Linked DNA regions of Homo sapiens: region 2 is linked to region 1. A link is a loop called in an ENCODE intact Hi-C map of the cell type or tissue named here. Cell type or tissue: PC-3. All regions are shown on one strand. Each heading gives the region's core, and the rest is flanking DNA. Links, peaks and the distances in the headings are about the cores only. Region 1 has its middle 38 kb from the start of LINC01910. Region 2 has its middle 37 kb from the start of RTTN.

The links. Peaks named below come from ENCODE experiments on the same cell type or tissue, not always from the same donor. Only the 100,000 strongest peaks of a DNase experiment are listed, where the experiment ranks them.
Region 2: it touches region 1 in a loop (5-fold over the local background); 2 of 110 quality-filtered maps call a loop at or near these places.

The regions. Positions count from the first base shown.
Region 1 is chr18:70,419,646-70,425,031 of GRCh38, forward strand. No RefSeq gene overlaps it. Among named protein-coding and RNA genes, the nearest start is that of LINC01910, 38 kb to the left of the region's middle. In PC-3, for the core only: no CTCF peak of the experiment used is centred there; DNase peaks (open chromatin) are centred at 2,036, 2,636, 3,066 and 4,516; H3K4me3 peaks cover 1,735 bases; H3K27ac peaks cover 4,861 bases.
Region 2 is chr18:70,240,234-70,245,619 of GRCh38, forward strand. No RefSeq gene overlaps it. Among named protein-coding and RNA genes, the nearest start is that of RTTN, 37 kb to the left of the region's middle. In PC-3, for the core only: no CTCF peak of the experiment used is centred there; DNase peaks (open chromatin) are centred at 3,038 and 3,508; H3K4me3 peaks cover 1,257 bases; H3K27ac peaks cover 2,774 bases.

The sequences.
Region 1 (5,386 bases), core at 147-5,146:
TTAGAGGTTTACTCTAAAAGGTCAGCTCAGGAGACTCTTGAAAACAGCTCCAATCTAAATGCAACCAGTTCATAAATTCCTGTCCTATGGAGATAAGTTATCGCAGCAAATCCAACCACAGGCAGTACAGCTCCTGAATCATCAGGGAGAATTAAAAGGAGATGATGAAATGGGTAGCTTTTAGATTAATACAACGGTATAAAACCCAGGGAATGAGAGAATCTTGAGACTGTTATTTTCTGTATCTGCCATGACAAACGTTCCTTAATTCTTTAAACACTCATTAAAGAAATGAAAATTACTTTCTCATTCTCTAAAAACAATTAACAAACTTGTAGAGGGGAGAGAGTCTGGGGGAATGGGAATTGAAGATGAAGGGATGGGGGAAACGTCCGCTGGAGAAAAGCGAGAGACACACGTTTTACCAGAAATTGAGCGCTTAGGATTTTTGGCATTGCTGTTATGAAGACAGGAAGTTCTGATGGACATTTATTAGGATTGCCAGATAGAACACAGGACGCTCAGTTAAATTTGAATTTCAATTAAACAACCAATAGTACATGAGACAGTTGCATTCCATATATTTCTTGGGACTAAAAACATCATTCCCTTCCAGGAGAGAGTGATGTTGCACCATAGCAGGGGTTAGCAAACTATGACCTGTGGGCCAAATCCAATCCTCTTCCTGTTTTTGTAAATAAAGTTATATTGCAACACGGCCTGCTCATTCATTTAAATATTGTTCATGGCTATTTTCACAGCATAACAGCAAAATTGAATAGTTGTGAGTCAGACCGCATAGTCTTCAAAGCCTGAAATAATTACTTTCTATTCTAGTGGAAATCAGGAGTTTTCTAGGTATAGAAGTTTAGGAAAAAACTGTTTCTGGTCCTGAGGTTTCAGAAAACATGACAAATAGGAGGATGCAGGAAGTTTGGTGAGTGGGGAGAATTATAAGCAGGAAATTTAAGTGGGGATCAGCTTTTTTTGTGTGTCTGAGACAGATTCTTGTTCTGCCACCCAGGCTGAAGTACAGTGGTGAGATTATGGCTCACTGTAGCCTCGACCTCCCAGGCTCAAGCAGTCCTCCCACCTTAGCCTCCCAAAGTGCTGGGATTACAGACAATGAGGCACTGTGAGTGGTGGGGTCAACTTTGGAAGGGTTTTGTAAACCATTTTAAGGAATACCTTTGCTCTTTCTGTTTAATCTTCCTAGAATAGTTTTCCTCTCAACATGCCTGTTAAAATCTTATCCGTTCTTTGAAGCAAGCTTTAATCTCACCTTGAGCATAAGATTTTTGGTAAGAATATTTTTGCTCATTGTTCTTTTTATTTATCAGTGCAATAGTACTTATAGTGGGTTATCATTAGCTGTTGCCCTTACGTAACAGAAAAGTTCTTTTTTTTTTCTTTTGAGACAGAGTCTCACTCTTTCACCCAGGCTGGAGTGCAGTGGCATGACCTCGGCTCACTGCAACCTCTGCCTCCCATGTTCAAGCAATTCTTCTGCCTTAGCCTCCCGAGTAGCTGGGATTACAGGTGCCCGCCACCACGCCCAGTTAATTTTTGTATTTTTCGTAGAGACGGGGTTTCTCCATGTTGGCCAGGCTGGTCTTGAACTCCTGACCTCAGGCGATCCACCTTAGCCCCCCAAAGTGCTGAGATTACAGGCATGAGCCACCATGCCTAGCCAGAAAAGTTCTTAAATGCAGAAATTATTCGTCTCCATAGGTACTAAAGTGATTAAGGTAGTTATATATAAGTAGATGTTCAATAAATAAATATTGAATAAATATATATAGTGATGGGCCTACAAGAGTGTAAGAATAATTACAACATTGTTTGACTACAACAGTTGAATGCTTCCGCAGGGACAATTTCTCCGGCATGGTCCACATCTTCCAATGTTCAGTGCTATCATTTACACCTGCTTCTTTACACTGCTGACTAATGGGGCAAATCTTTTCTACTTTATTATTGTTTTTGCCTTTCTTTATTATGACTAATAACCCACTGGCCAACCTAAATGTCAGTCGTCATCTTCTTTGCTCATTTCCTTCTCCTTCAAATTGTGCTGTCAAGCATTCTAATTTTGGCTGGCTTAGGTGGGATTAATGCTCCTGACTGTAAGGCTATTTTCCCCGCTTTGCACAAATATTTCTTTAAGCAATGATCATACTTCTTTGGTAGCTTTGTTACAATCCGGTAATACCTGGGCATCTATCTTCTGTATTGAAAAAAGAGCATGGTCAAAGGATTCAGTATCGAGCTCCACATTTAATGACTAAAGAAGACATTTAATTTGAAATACCATTTGTCTCCAAACTGACATTTTATATATGAGAAACCTGAGATCCACACAGAGATCAAATGACAGACAGCTGGTTTTCATGGAAGTCCAGAGAAGCACCTTCCAGCAGGTTGCAAACTTCTCCCTTTAGAAGATAACAGCTAAAATCTTTCTGTCTCCCACTCTTGGCTCTAATTTGTTTATCAGACAACCAGCAGTTTTGTCATTGTTTCTTCATTTGGAGACAGAGCTAGTAAGTCTTGGTCAAGCCCAGTGATTCATTTCCTTATTTTTTTTCACTGCAGTTCCCATTCAGGGTTCTGCCAAGTGCTCTTTTGCATGGGGGAGGAGGGGGGGCCGCAGCCTGTGCCCTCTTGACCTAAAAGAGCTCTGGTTGGGCGGTGAGTCATTAATTCCCTGATGTCTTTTCCAACTGTAGATAAAAATCACAGTTGATTAAATGATGGGGCAAGGTGTGGAATGAAGGTTGGCATGGGTGTAGGAAAAAAAGTACATTTCCTTTTCCAAAGTACAGTATTTATTTTAATTGGCTCACAATAAATAGTAGGGGTAATTGTAACTCACAAAAGAGAAGTGCCCTTTGGAGAACTGGCATCACATAGAAAAGAACAAAAGGACATAGAAAAGTTTTACAGCAATCCTGATATTTGTGACTTAGAGTGATTTTTATAGGATTATAAAATTTGCTGGAATTAGTAGCTCTGTAGAGAAAATAGGAATCACAGAATTTCAGAGCCAGAAGGTATTTTACAAAGTGAGTCAACCTCAACCTCCTTAGATTGCTGATAAGAAAAATGAGGCAATGAAGTGCTCAGAGGTAGGATTTGTCTTGCAAGTCCTTGGGGTACCTCCATTTGCAAAGCTGCAGGTGAATCACAAGTTCTGATGACCTCTGACCTCTAGAATCACCTAAACACAGTGGAGAAACTACAGCTGGCTACAGGGTATCCAAGGTGGGTTAACGGGACAGCCCTCTTTCAGACATGCTGTACTCCCAAAGTCTCATCACATTTAGCAGGACTTCTCCCATATATGTGGGGGTTCAGGCTTCCCAGACCCCTCTGTGTCTCTCCATTAACATTTCAGTTTGGTATTGGGCTTCCTGGGGCTCTAACAATGCTCTGAGAATTCAAAATGTAGTATAGAGAGGATGTGTGAGATGAATATTTCTAAAACATAATGATGTTACTCTTTTGCTTAAACGTCTTTGAAAGTCCTTTCTTGCCAACACCAGTATTTTAAATTGTAGTTTTATTGTTACTGAGCTATGGTAAGGCCAACAGGTTGGGAGATGATTGGTATGGAAAAGACAGTTTGTTACTAACAGTTCCCAAGAGGAGGGGGCAAGTGTCCTGCTGGGCCCCACGAGGAAGCACCAGGGTGTGTCGGGAGGCAGGAGAGAGGTGGGGCAGAGTGTGGGCAGGAAGTTTTATTGTGGCTTCCACAGGAAAGGCAAGGCTAGGCAGGCTTAGGATTGGTAAGCCTGAATAATTTCAGTGGGTTCTGGGCTAGAGAGGCTGTCCCTAGTTGTCCGGTACCTGGCTCTTGGATGATGAGCGCAGATGAACATTGTCTCCGGGGTATGTGTGCCAGGTGGAAGATGTGGTGGGTGTTGGCTCTGGATTGTTAGTTTCCATATGAAGGATGGGCTCCCAGGTGAGTTGTTTGCTATCTCTAAGAATTGTCAAGCCCCCAGAGAGGCAGTCTGTCCCCTGTCAGCAAGGCCCCAGATGCCAGAGCATCAAGAATGCAGAAAATATAGATAATACAAGCTTCATTTGCAGGAGTGTGCACCTCGGAACAGTTTTCCTGGGAGATGCTCTGAAGCCAGAGGATTCTGTCCTCTATTTTGGGAACTGCTGCCTGTGGGTCCCCTCTGGCAGTGTGTTAGCAGATTAAGGTCATTGGGGGAAATCCTGCTTGAAAGAAACCTGTTAGTCTTTATTTAACCCTGTTTTCCAAACTTGTTTAACCATAAAATCCTTTTGAAAAACATGAACTGTCATTTTTAAGATTAACTTGAATATGTGGTTTAGAGGTAGAATCCAGGCTTTGCTTTGTTCAAAATCTGGCCCTCACCTTCTCTCCTGGGGATTCTAGTAAGAACCATTCACGGCAGGCAGGCTGGTTTAATTAGGGTTACTATCACAAGCTTTCTTCCTTCCTGCCTCCAAGCTTCGCTCAACCGGTTTGCCCATGATTCAGGATAGTACCTCGTGCTCCCTCCCCAATCCAAGTCTTTCTAGCATCTCCTCCTCTGTGAAGTCCTTGCCAGCTTCCCCAGCCCACAAAATAGATGTTGCATACCACATGTGAGACTATTCTAAGCACTTTGGAAACCTTAACTAACTTAACAATCACTGTGGTCCTACAAGGCTGGCACAATTTGTAACCCTATTTTACAGAGAAGGAACCTGAGATGTGGAGGTGTTGAATGACACGCAGAGTCATTGATTTGGTTTGGATCTGTGTCCCCACCCTAATCTCATGTTTACTTGTAATCCCCAATGTTGGAGGCTGGGCCTAATGGGAGGTGATTGACTTATGGGTGTGAATTTCCCCTTTGGTGCTGTTCTCCTGAGAGTGAGTGCGTTCCGGTGAGATCTGGTCATTTAAAAGTGTGTGGCACCTCCCCTCCCTCTCTCTCCCTCCTGCCCCACCATGCGAAATGCTTGCTCCCCCTTTGCCTTCCGCCATGATTGTAAGTTTTCTGAGGCTTCCCCAGAGGCAGAAGACACTGCTTCCTAGAGTCTGCAGAACTGTGAGCCAATTAAACCTCTTTTCTTTATAAATCACCCAGTCTCAGCTATTTCTTTATAGCAGTGCAAGAAAGGATTAATATAGTCATAAAGCTGAAAGGTGTTCAGGATGTCATTGGCATTCAGTGAATGCTGTTAGAATAAATGAAAACATGGGAATCATGTAGGTCTCTTCTAAAATGTGTGTGTGTGTGTGTGTGTGTGTGAATACATGCTTTAAATCAAAGAGAAGGTGCATCTTTCACTCTCTCCTCTCTCATTTAACATTCTGCAACTTTATTAAGACTCCACTCATTCATAATTTGTTCAGATGGAA
Region 2 (5,386 bases), core at 275-5,274, 180 kb before region 1:
GTAAAAAGCTTATCCACCGTGATCAAGTTGACTTCATCCCTGAAATACAAGGCTGGTTCAACATACGCAAATCAATAAATGTAATCCATCACATAAACAGAATCAATGACAAAAACCACGTGATTATCTCAATAGATGCAGAAAAGGCCTTCGACAAAATTCAACACCCCTTCATTCTAAAAACTTTCAATAAACCAAGTATTGATGGAGCGTATCTCAAAATTATAAGAGCTATTTATGACAAACCCACAGACAATATCATACTGAATGGGCAAAAACTGGAAGCATTCCCTTTGAAAACCAGCCCAAGACAAGGATGCCCTCTCTCACCACTCCTATTCAACATAGAATTGGAAGGGCAATCAGGCAAGATAAGAAATAAAGTGTGTTCAAATAGGAAGAGAGGAAGTCAAATTATCCCTGTTTGTAGATGACATGATTGTATATTTAGAAAACCCCATCATCTCAGCCCCAAAACGTAAGCTGACAAGCACCTTCAGCAAAGTCTCAGGATACAAAATCAATGTGCAAAAATCACAAGCATTCCTATACACAAATACACAGAGAGCCAAATCATGAGTGAACTCCCATTCACAATTGCTATGAAGAGAATAAAATACCTAGGAATCCAGCTTACAAGGGATGTGAAGGACCTCTTCAAGGAGAACTACAAACCACTGCTTAAAGAAATAAGAGAGGACACAAGCAAATGGAAAAACATTCCATGTTCATGGATAGGAAGAATCAATATCATGAAAATGGTCATACTGCCCAAAGTAATTTTTAGATTAAATGCTATTCCCATAAAGCTACCATTGACTTTCTTCACAGAATTAGAAAAAACTACTTTAAATTTCATATGGAACCAAAAAAGAGCCCGTATAGCCAAGACAATCCTAAGCAAAAATATAGAAGCTGGAGGCATCATGCTACCTGACTTCAAACTATACTACAAGGCTATAGTATCCAAAACAGCTTGGTACTGGTACCAAAACAGATATATAGACCAATGGAACAGAACAGAGGGCTCAGAAATAACACCACACATCTACAACCATCTGATCTTTGACAAACCTGACAAAAACAAGCAATGGGGAAAGGATTCCCTATTTAATAAATGGTGTTGGGAAAACTGGCTAGCCATATGCAGAAAACTAAAACTGGACCCCTTCCTTACACCTTATACAAAAATTAAGTCAAGATGAATTAAAGATTTAAATGTAAGACATAAAACCATAAAAACCCTAGAAGAAAACCTGGGCAATACCATTCAGGATATAGGCATGGACAAAGACTTCATTACTAAAACACCAAAAGCAATGGCAACAAAAGCCAAAAATGAAAAATGGGATCTAACTAAACTAAAGAGCTTCTGCACAGCAAAAGAAACTATCATCAGGGTGAACAGGCAACCTACAGAATGGGAGAAAATGTTTGCAATCTATCCTTCTGACAAAGGGCTAATATCCAGAATCTACAAGGAACTTAAACAAATTTACAAGAAAAAAACAACCCCATCAAAAGGTGGGCAAAGGATATGAACAGACACTTTTCAAAGGAAGACTTTCATCATCACTGGTCATTAGAGAAATGCAAATCAAAACCACAGTGAGATACCATCTCACGTCAGTTAGAATGTCAATCATTAAAAAGTCAGGATACAGGCCGGGCACTGGAGCCCAGGAGTTCAAGACCAGCGTGGGAAACACAGGGAGACCCTGTCTCTATTAAAAGTTACCTAAGTGTGGTGGCTTAGCTAATCTGTAGTCCAAGCTACTTGGAAGGCTGAGGCAAAAGGATGGATTGAGCTCAGGAGGTCGAGGTGGTCAAGGCTGCAGTGAGCTGTGATCATGCCACTGCACTCCAGCCTGGTGACAGAGTGAGATCCTGTCACAAAAAAGCAGCCGGGTATGGTGGCTCATGTCTGTAATCCCAGCACTTTGGGAGGCTGAGGCAGGTGGGTCACGAGGTCAGGAGTTTGAGACCAGCCTGGTCAACGTGGCGAAACCCCATCTCTACTAAAAATATAAAAGTTAGCTGGATGTGGTGGCGGACACCTGTAATTCCAGCTACTCGGGAGGCTGAGGCAGGAGAATCACTTGAAACCAGAAGGCGGAGGTTGCAGTGAGCTGAGATCACACCACTGCACTCCAGCAACACTTTTACACTGTTGGTGGGAGTGTAAATTAGTTCAATCATTGTGGAAGACAGTGTGGCAATTCTTCAAGGATCTAGAACTAGAAATACTATTTGACCCAGCAATCCAATTACTGAGTATATACCCAAAGGATTATAAATCATTCCACTATAAAGACACATGCACACGTATTTTTACTGCAGCACTATTCACAATAGCAAAGTCTTGGAACCAGTGCAAATGCCCATCAAGGATAGACTGGATAAAGAAAATGTGGCACATATACACCATGGAATACTATGCAGCCATAAAAAAGAATGAGTTCATGTCCTTTGCAGGGACATAGATGAAGCTGGAAACCATCATTCTCAGCAAACTAACACAGGAACAGAAAACCAAACACTGCATGTTCTCACTCATAAGCGGGAGTTGAACAATGAGAACATATGGGCACAGGGAGGGGAACATCACACACTGGGGCCTGTCGGGGGGTGGAGGGCAAAGGGAGGCATAGCATTAGGAGAAATACCTAATGTAGATGATGGGTTAATGGGTGAGACAAACCACCATGGCACATGTATACCTATGTAAGAAACCTGCATAGTCTGCACATGTATCCCAGAACTTAAGTATAATTAAAAAAAAAGAAGAAAAAAAATCTCTTTGAAGGGCATGTTCAGTAAATAAATGAAGGTATTTGGCAACGTACAACTCCTATTTGAATATTTATAGCCATGCTAGCCATTTTCAACAACTACTCTTTCATTAGAATAAACAAGAAATTATTGTTTATTCACCATTGCTTTACCAATTGCTTAAACAACAAGCGCATCATTTGCTCAGTGGTAAGATTGTACAAGGAGGAAAAAGTGACAGAGCGTGCTGCATACTTTTCAGAGGCGTGCCTTTGTTGTTGAAATGTTGCTAGGGCGTGGCAGGACCCACAGTTGGAGTGAAAGCAAAGGCTTAGAAAAACTCAAGTATCCGAGGGCACCCCATTCACCGACAATGGAAAAACTCACAAATTAGTGTGATGCTTACGCTGATATTCAGACTGGAGCCAGGCACAAACAACAAAAAATAGTCGTATTAAAAGTTTCAGGGTAATTCTTTCTGAAAGGTCTTTTTTTCTCTATTTAACAATGATACATTGCTTTATACAGATTTGCAGAGCACTACAATACAAAACAAAACATTGGCGGGGCTTAAAGGAGCATGGAATTCCAAATAATGCAATTACTTGAATTTGTAGAAAGACTGATAATTAGCAGTGAACAGCAACAAACGACATCGTTCGCTATTTGGACAAGCAGGAAAATGTAATGGAATCTGGCTCATGATTGTAAGAGGAACTGCCCTATTTACCTTTCCCATAGCCAGAAACAAAAGATCCACACACGATTTAAAACTGTGGTTACAAATAAAATAGTTGATGCTTTAGTTGTTTGTTTACTCAAAACTATTTTTTCTCAAAATTTAACTACAAGGGTACATAAGGCCATGATCTACAACATAATATTCCCTCCCCTTTGCCCTAGCAAAGAATTTAAAAAAAAAAAAGAAAGAAAGAAAAGAAAAAGAAAAGACTATCGCATGAATTTCTGACAACGTTTTGAGGGAAAAAAGTGACTTTTTTTCAGTAGCAATGGAATGTTTTTTTAGTGGGTGGAAACAGTAACAGCAGACACTTCGAAACATAATACTACTCTTTTATTTAATGGAAAAAATACTTTCAAACATATTGCAGTTTATAAAAATATCTGTGTACAGAAAAGTGAAATGTATTACTAGTTTTCAGAATTATAAAAATCGGACAAAAACTCAAGAAAATTTACTTACATGAACAATAGAAGATTTGTTTTGAGATCTAATATAAATAAATATTTTTAAATAGTCATTGTGTTGAGGTGGTTAGGTAATTAGTGCTTTGCTTTTACAAACAAATTCTGTAATGTATGTGTGTGTATGAAAAAGAAACAATATAGATCAGTATTTTTTCATATGGCTATTTTAAGTATGGGGGTACATTTAAGACAATATCATTTATTTAACTTAAAGCCATATTGCACCATATGTAGTCCTACTTGTTTGGATTCACAGGTAAAGTATTGATATAATTATCAATATCTATTGGATGTCCACAGTACTCTATAAAACAAATACTCAGGATGGGCACAGTGGCTTATGCCTGTAATCCCAGCACTTTGGGAGGCTGAGGCGGAAGGATCACTTGAGCCCAAGAATTCAAGACCAGCCTGTCTCTACTAAAAATTAAAAAATAAACTGGGTGTGGTAGCATGTACTTGTATTCCCAGCTACTGTGGAGGTTGAGGCAGGAGGATCGCTTGGGCCAGGGTGTTCGAGGGTGCAGTGAGCTGTGATCCAGCCACTGTCCTTGAAGTTGGGTGACAGAGGGAGACCCTATGTCAAACAAACAAGCAACAACAAAAACTGAGACATTTTTGTACCAAAAATGCATTAAATGAAAAACAATCCAAGCTGACCATTTTCTTTGTGCACCACCCATGTTCCCACAACCTCATACAGGAAGACTTCTGTAGAATTCCTATCATTTGGCCATTCAGTCTTCGCTATCATTTTAATTCCAATATTCTGCTGAGAGAGGAACACAGAAATAGACAGTAGCCAGTGATTCCAAGTCTAGCTGAGCATCAGAATTACACCGGGAGCTGTTTGTGAGAAACATTATAAAGTTATATACGGTCATTCAGGGGAAGAGTAGAGAATTGTAAAAATTAAAAATTAGAAGTTCTTTGTTTCTTTCTTTTACCCCACAACCATTTCCTAGAGTTAAATCCTGTTAACAATTGAATGTACAGTTATGCATTACATAACCACATTTTGGTGAGCAATGGATGTAGTACAGGGTGTCCCATAAGATTATAATGGGGCTGAAAAATTCCTGTAGCCTAATGATGTCATAGCTGTCCTAATGTCATAGTGCAATGCATTAATCATGTTTGTGGTGACGCTGGTGTAAACCTACTGTGCTGCCGGTTGTACAAAAGCATAACATGTACAATTATGAATAGTACATAATACTTGATAATGACAATAAAGGACCATTACTTGTTTATGTATTTACTATACTTTTTTTTTATTATTGTTTTAGAGTGTACTCCTTCGGATAGGGACAGGCAGCAGAGAAATTCTAGGCAGAAAAAGGTGAGTCCCTGGCAAAGTCCCATACTCAAGCCAAAAAGCCTAAGACCACAGCCCAAGGTAAAA